Linked DNA regions of Homo sapiens: region 2 is linked to region 1. Evidence: chromatin contacts called from ENCODE Hi-C or POLR2A ChIA-PET data. All regions are on one chromosome and are shown on one strand. The core of a region is the stretch at or near the end of the contact, and the rest is flanking DNA. Distances in the headings are between cores, read along the strand shown. Region 1 has its middle 7.2 kb from the start of TMEM158. Region 2 holds the start of CCR5 (C-C motif chemokine receptor 5).

The links. A loop is a pair of places that touch in the nucleus more often than their neighbours do. ChIA-PET counts read pairs that join two places held with the same protein, here RNA polymerase II (POLR2A).
Region 2: a map of posterior vena cava shows a loop between it and region 1 (16-fold over the local background). The contact joins the promoter of CCR5 here to the enhancer-like site in region 1. A Hi-C loop is called at or near these places in 1 of 168 maps with a recorded cell type or tissue (posterior vena cava). POLR2A ChIA-PET finds 5 or more read pairs at or near these places in 1 of 52 experiments (CD8-positive, alpha-beta T cell).

The regions. Positions count from the first base shown.
Region 1 is chr3:45,217,247-45,220,885 of GRCh38, reverse strand. No RefSeq gene overlaps it. Among named protein-coding and RNA genes, the nearest start is that of TMEM158, 7.2 kb to the left of the region's middle. Within about 2 kb of position 1,710, at least 3 of the 41 ENCODE cell types and tissues checked have a DNase peak (open chromatin) inside an H3K27ac peak, as active enhancers do.
Region 2 is chr3:46,369,092-46,372,730 of GRCh38, reverse strand. CCR5 (C-C motif chemokine receptor 5) reads right to left here and starts at 1,785. Exons shown (of 2, transcript NM_001394783.1): 1 at 1,743-1,785. It overlaps CCR5AS (CCR5 antisense RNA), which reads left to right. Exons shown (of 4, transcript NR_125406.2): 3 at 1,314-1,487.

The sequences.
Region 1 (3,639 bases), core at 461-2,960:
GAGGAAGCAAATCCTGGAGGGTCTCACACTGGCAATTCAGTATGCTCCAGGCAGGAAGTCACGTCCTTTCTGCTCATTGATGAGAATTGTCATGTGGCCCCACCCATCACAAGGGAGCCAAGGAGTTCACATTTCCCGGTGGCCAAAGGGAGAGGAAAACTGGCATCAGTGAGCAACATTAATGATAACCACGACTTTCAGCACTGCCATACCTGTGTGATCTGTGGCCACCCAGAAGAATTACAGGACTTGGTTTGGTGAGTAGACAAAGGATCATTCTAGAAGTGCTGGCTCTAGACTCTCCTCCTCTGACACCCATGCCACCTGGCCATGCTGGAAGCTACCTGCTGCTCCTGGGGCATTTGACAGACAATGGCGGTATCAGCTTGGTAGCTTTCCAAAAATAGAGGAGGGGATATCCCTAAAGAACTTAATCTGGAAGATTTGCACTCTGGATCCCCACGGTCTAGGAATCTTGAGGGATAGGAGAATAGTTAGAAACAAAATGGGGAGCAAGGAGAGTGTGTCAGAACAAGCATCTCGGCTCTCCTGGCCTAGCCCCTCCTCCAGATTCATTAACATCAGGGGCATGAAGAGGTGGGTCTTCACTCTCCTATTCTCTCCTTTTTCTGGGGGCCAATATCCTCCATTTCCCAGCTAGATTAAGAGGTTTTGAGCTAAAAGGATTGGGAGAGTTAAGAGCAATGTAAATGGCATTCATTTCACAGCTAAGCCTTTTCCTCTGGCCGGAGAAGCCACTAGGAAAAGGAGGGGATAACAGAGGCTAACTGCCCAAATTCACCCAGCTCACTGGGGCTGGCGGCCCTTGTGTGCACCTTGTCATGGGTGCTCAGTGGGGCCTATTCCTGACTACCCTCTGGTCTCTTGCTGGTAGACCTTCTGTTCAGCCCCCGCCCCTTCAACTCCCCACCCCAGGGCAGACTGGCTCTATAGACAGTGCCTTCGCCCTTCCCGGCTCTGCTGCGCCTCTTCTGGGACATCTCTCCCAGTGCAATACAGGGCTCATTCTGGGCTGGGAGTGCCGAACCCCTTCACCATGTGTGGGACTGCTGGGGAACAAACCTTAAACTGGAACACGGCTGCTTACTGCGTCCACTGTGGGCAGGCACTTACCAGACATCACCTTCCCTTCTTGGGTCTTCCTTGCTGGGTCTTTGGTTTTAGGGCAAAACTGCTTTGTGCAGCCTCCACACATGAGGAGACGCCTAAGGTCCGCTGGATTCTCCTCACCAAGGCTCCATTCTGCGGGGATTCTTGTTCTTGGTATTTTCTCTGGTTCTTACCCCAAGTACAAGTTTCCTACTTGCCTCCAGCTCTCAGACATTTTCAAGACGCTCACCCGTCTGGTCTTACCATCTCCCATTAGCTCTAAGTAACTTAATTTTTTTTTTTTTTTTTTTGAGACAGCATCTCACTCTATTGCCCAGGCTGGAGTGCAGTGGCACCATCTTAGCTCACTGCAAACTCTGCCTCCCAGATTCAAGCCATTCTCCTGCCTCAGCCTCCCAAATAGCTGGAACTACAGGCACCTGCCACCACACTCGACTAATTTTATATTTTTAGTAGAGACAGTTTTCCCTATGTTGGGCAGGCTGGTCTCAAACTCTGACCTCAAGGGATCCGCCCACCTTGGCCTCCCAAAGTGCTGGGATTACAGGCATGAGTCACCGTGTCTGGTGAGTAACTTAAATTTACAAATTTTTTGTCCATTCCCCACACAGCAACACTGTCCTCGGTCAGCTCCTGCTGTTTTCTTTACAGCCAAGGTCTCTGCAGACAGCAGGCCCCCATGCTTTCGCCGCAATCTTCTGTTTCTGGTCTTTCTAAGAGGCTGCCTTCTTTTCTGCCCCTCACTTCCAGCTATCAAGATCACATAACCCTCAGCCCAATCGATCCAGCCAGTGCACCATCCCCTCCAAGCCTAGGCATCCTCCAAGCCTGTGCTGACACTGGATGCTTTCTGCCACACCCCGGGATGGGACAAGGCCCAAGGTTATTTTGAGGAGGGTGGGGATTTCCTGTGGTCGTCTGAGGACAGGTGGCATGGCTGTTCACTCAGGACAATTAAAGGCCTTTCTCCTCGTCTCACCCTTAGTATTTTCCTGGCGTTCTTATTGCCTGAGCATTCCCAGGACTGTCTCTCAAAGCACTAGAGTGCTGCCAAAGATGCATTCTTTTGTGTGCTTTCACAGGATCAGTGATAAAAATCAAAATGATTGGCATCTTGATAACATGCCAAGGCCTCATTTTGACTATGGAGACAACATGCCTCCCAGCAAGCTTTTTTGGCACTCTAGAAAATAACCTACCTTCCAGGTGCCCCACCAGGACCCCTTTTGTTCTGTGATTAGAGTCCTTGCTGGGCTACTGGCAGTCCTATCAGACTTCCTGAGGGTCAGTGGGCATGGGACAGAAGGCTGCTGGCCCTATCTCTCCAACCCCCCAAATACCCCAACCCCAATCTAGAGGTCAAGTGGCTGCAGGTTGGAGAAACTTGTTTAGAACCTGACAGAGCCCCCAGAGTCCCCTTGCGATGGCACTCCAGGCCCCTCTGAGCCACCACTGTTACCAATGCACTTTTCTATCCCGGGGGTAACATTTGTGATTTCCAGCCTACCTATAGGGCTGCCTTCTATGGTAGCCACTCTGGACTTAAATCATGATCCACACTGTGTAAGGATCTAGAACTGTGGTCTTGCTATTGTAGTACCTTGGAATCTTATTTCAGAATATTTATGATCCTCAGGAATTCCCTGGCTCAAGTTAATTCCATGTATTATTTGTTCTTGCAAGATAGATGCTGATTTTCTTACCATAGAATTTAACATTACGCCCTATCTTCCCTCCTGTGTTTCTAGATAACTCTGCAGCTGCTGAGGGAGGACTACACTAGAAAATAGTGATAATAATAAATATGATTATTATACAGTAATCATAATAAATATGATTACTAATAACGGTTCCCTTGGACTGGAGAGGGAAGAAGCAGAAGAAATAGAAGGAAAGGCAATAACTAAGAGGAGAGAAGGAAAAGAGAATTGAAACATCAGCTCTAAGAACAGAAAGATGATCCCCTTTCTCATCAGCCCCGCACTCGCACAAAATGAGAGACCCAAATGCTCCCACCGCAAGGCACAGGGGAGAATGGAGTGGGTGCCCTGGAGCTGGAGGCTGAGGCACGGGGAGAATGGAGAGCAGAACATGCACATGGAGGACCCTCCATGGGAAGACTCCAGGCAGGAGGGGCACATGGGCAGGAGCCTGCCTGGTGGCTGGGAGCAGGTTCTGCTGGCTTCTATCCTGCAGAGCTATCCCAAGGGGACTAGCTCCATCCTCTCTCCTTGGATCACTGAGTTCCAGTGTCTCACTCAGCCTGAAAGGCACATACCACCATGCCAGTGCAAGGCCATCACCATGTCCCTGAGAGGGGACCTGTGTTGGTTAACACTGTGCAGGTCCATCAGAGACTGAGAATGGATATTTTACCATACAGCATTGCCTGAAGTCATAGAATACCTTGCTAAGTAAAAAAGAAAGAAAAGACCACACATCTTCCTACTACCCAAAACTAAGCCCTGCAAACATTTTGGTGCATGTAGTTGCAGTTTTGTTTTACAC
Region 2 (3,639 bases), core at 536-3,035, 1.2 Mb before region 1:
GAAGGGAAGGTTTGCTGCTAGCTTCCCTGTCCACTAGATGGAGAGCTTGGCTCTGTTGGGGGAATTCATGAAAGCACCATCTCACCAAATAAAATCTTGTGCTCTATAGCACCATGGAGTGAATGAAGCTTTGACAACAATTTTAAGAAACTGGGTCAAGCATGGTGCAGCTCAGCCTTTTTGTTGTTGTTGTTGTTGTTGTGAGACAGGGTCTCACTCTGTCGCCCAGGCTGGAGTGCAGTGGCACGATCATGGCTCACTGCAGCCTGGACCATCCCGGGCTCAAGCAATCCTCTCACCTCACCCCTCCAAGTGGCTGGGGACTACAGGCGCCACCACACCAAGCTAATTTTGTTTATTTTTATAGATACAAGATCACACTATGTTGCCCAGGCTGGTCTCGAACTCCTGGGCTCAAGCGATCCTCCTGCCTCAGCCTCCTAGAATGCTGGGATTACAGGCATGAGCCACCATGCCCGGCTGCAACTCAGTCTTAACATTTTTATTGACGCTAGAGTTAGCCCACAAAGAACATGCACTATGAGCAAGCCAGTAATAATTAAGAGGCCTCGAGGGCACATACTGGATGCCAATCACTGTTCTAAGCATCATACCCATTCATTCATTTAATCCTTAGGGCAACCTTATGAGGCAGGAAATATTTTTCACATTTTGCAGACAAGGACCTTGAAGCACAGAGAGGGTGAGTAACTTGCTCAAAGCCACACAGCTAGTAAGCAACCGATTTTGAATGCGGGAAGCCTGCACTCTTAACTACCATGCTACCCTCCCTCTCAGTCCTCGAAAAGAGAATTAAAAGGCAAGACCATCAGATGTTTGGTGACATGATGTAGTCAGAGTGAAATGGCCGGGTGCCCAAGTCCCAGGGAAGGTCATAGATGACAACAGCCAATTGTAAAATCCTCACATTTTCTGTGAAGTTTGTGTTTGTAGTTTCTGAGTTGCCACAATTAAGAGTTGTCATACATACCCAAGAAATAATATAATAAAAAATGTTTCGTCTGCCACCACAGATGAATGTCATGCATTCTGGGTAGTTTAGTCTTATAACCAGCTGTCTTGCCTAGTCTATTTAAGTTCAGCTGCTCTAGCTGAGAATTTTCTCTTATTAAACCCTGTGAGTCTCAAACTCCCTGCACCTTAGACTAGGCAGCTGAGAGAAGCCCCTAGAAAAGCTCATTTTTAATTTTGAACCATAAAGAATTATATACTAACTGTGCCATGAAACTGATATATTAGAGGAAAATTTTATTTGGCGTTTGTAATTTAATATTAATTTTGACCATTTTTAGGCTTCCCTCTTGTCTGGAGGAAAAAGAAAAAAGAGAACCAGACTTAGACACAACTTCTTGTGGGCACATATTCAGAAGGCATCTCACTGGAGAGGGTTTAGTTCTCCTTAGCAGAAGATAAGATTTCAAGATTTCAGCTAAGACTCATCTCTCTGCAAATCTTTCTTTTGAGAGGTAAGGATTGTTAGTTATTAAAATACTATTGCTCCCTTTAAAGTCTTTCACTCACAATCATGTTTTGTATCTTTGATGTTATAACCGTCTGAAACTCATTCCAAACTGTGACCCTTTCCTTATCTTAAAGATTATATTTTAAGATAATTGTATGAGCACTTGGTGTTTGCCAAATGTCTTCTATGGGTTTCCTGTAAAGTCTTTTACTCATCTCAGAAGCTAACTAACAGGCCAAGCAGCTGAGAGGTTACTTACCGGGGAGAGTTTCTTGTAGGGGAACGGATGTCTCAGCTCTTCTGGCCAGATGAGCTGTGCAAATCAATCATATAGACAGTATAAAAGTAGGAAATGCTGTTTCTTTTGAAGGAGGGTGGAGTTAAATCATTAAGTGTATTGAAGGCGAAAAGAATCAGAGAACAGTTCTTCTTTTTAAGTTGAGCTTAAAATAAGCTAGAGAATAGATCTCTGGTCTGAAGGTTTATTTACGGGCTTTTCTCACTGGATTATTTTGTTTTTGTTCTCTGCTCATCCCACTACACAGAATCTGTTAGAAAATATAAAGAATAAAGGATATCAGAGCTAGAAGAACATTTACATTCATCTAGTCAAAAGCCCACATTTTAGTAAAAGAAATTACTATCCAAGAAGCAAATGATTTGTACAAGATCACAGGGCTTTTCAACAGTAAGGCTAAAAGGTTAAGAAAATTCTGATTATCTTAAGAGTTGCTATTAATTAAAGCCAACTTAAACCAACTTTAAATGTAGAGGGGGATCCTGGACTTCACATTAACCCTGTGTCCCCTTTTTCTCCACTCTCCCCGTATCCCCTATCCCACCCCAACCCCCACACAGATGCTCACCACCCAATATTATTGTTCTCTGTAAACGGAAACAACCTGTTGTCTAAAGAGTTTTAACTATGGGCTCACGGGTGAGCTAAACAGGTTTCCCATCTTTTTCTGGACCCAGGATCTTAGTGGGGATTTTCACTCTGTTCACTATTTTGTTGCCCTTCAAACCAGTAAGCATTTATGAGGACTCACACTATGCCAGATACATAGGTGGCAGGATTCTTCACTCCAGATATAATCTATCTGAAGCTATGAGAAATTTTCCACATGACATAAGTATATGGTCAAGTTCAGGTTCTTTATGACTATACTATATACAGTCATATCAAGCTCTCTTGGCGGTTGGTGACATCTGAAAATCTCAAGTATTGTCAGCAGAGCTGAGAAGACAGCAGAGAGCTACTCCCGAGCCACAAGATGCCCTCTGGGCTTCCGTGACCTTGGCTCTAGAATAAAAAGCTTTGGCTTGTGATCTCTAAGAAGGCAAATGAGACCCCAAACAGCAAAATTACGTGCCCCCAATCCTACAGAGGCAGACTAACCCAGGGGCTAAGCCAGTGGCCTCTGTAGTCAGACTGCCAAGCTTGAAACCTGTCTTACCCTCAGCTTTCTCGTCTGGGTATTGGGCTGAATGACAGTAGTCATTTCATGAGTTGTTGGGAGGATTCTATGAGGCATCCACGGCCAGCATCTAGCACATACTATGCACTCAGTAAACATCAAACTCTTAGTTACTCTTTCAGCAGTCCTTTGTCAGAGAGAGTTTATTTGATCAAATCCTAATAAAATTGGTTCACCGGAGTCTCTGTCTATAGCAGATTAGTTTCAGCAAACTAGAAGCTGAAAAGGTAAAGCTAATTGCTGGTGCTTGGAGAATAGAAAGAAATGACTGCTTGGGAAAAGCCAGAACAGTATAGAAATAGCCCAGCGATCAAGACACCCCCACCCCCGCCCCATATAGGGACATATGTCTGTGCTACAACAGAGCTCAGTAACATAATCATAACAAGGACAGCGAATCATCGAGAAAATGTTCTAGTTCATCCCATATGTGCAATTCAAAAGGCATTGATTAAGAACTGCAGTCATGCTGCTGGGTTTAACCTCCAGCTTCATTACTGCTACTTGGCTCTGACCAAATTATTGAAGCTCTGTGCCTTAGTTTTCTTAACTGTAGAGTGGAGGTTTTAAAAAAACCCAAATACAAACTTACTCAATATGCCTGTGGTGGAGAGGGAATGATAACAAGTGTAGAGCCTTTTGGGCACCCACCCTCGGGGGACTGTTTAAGCAGGGAAA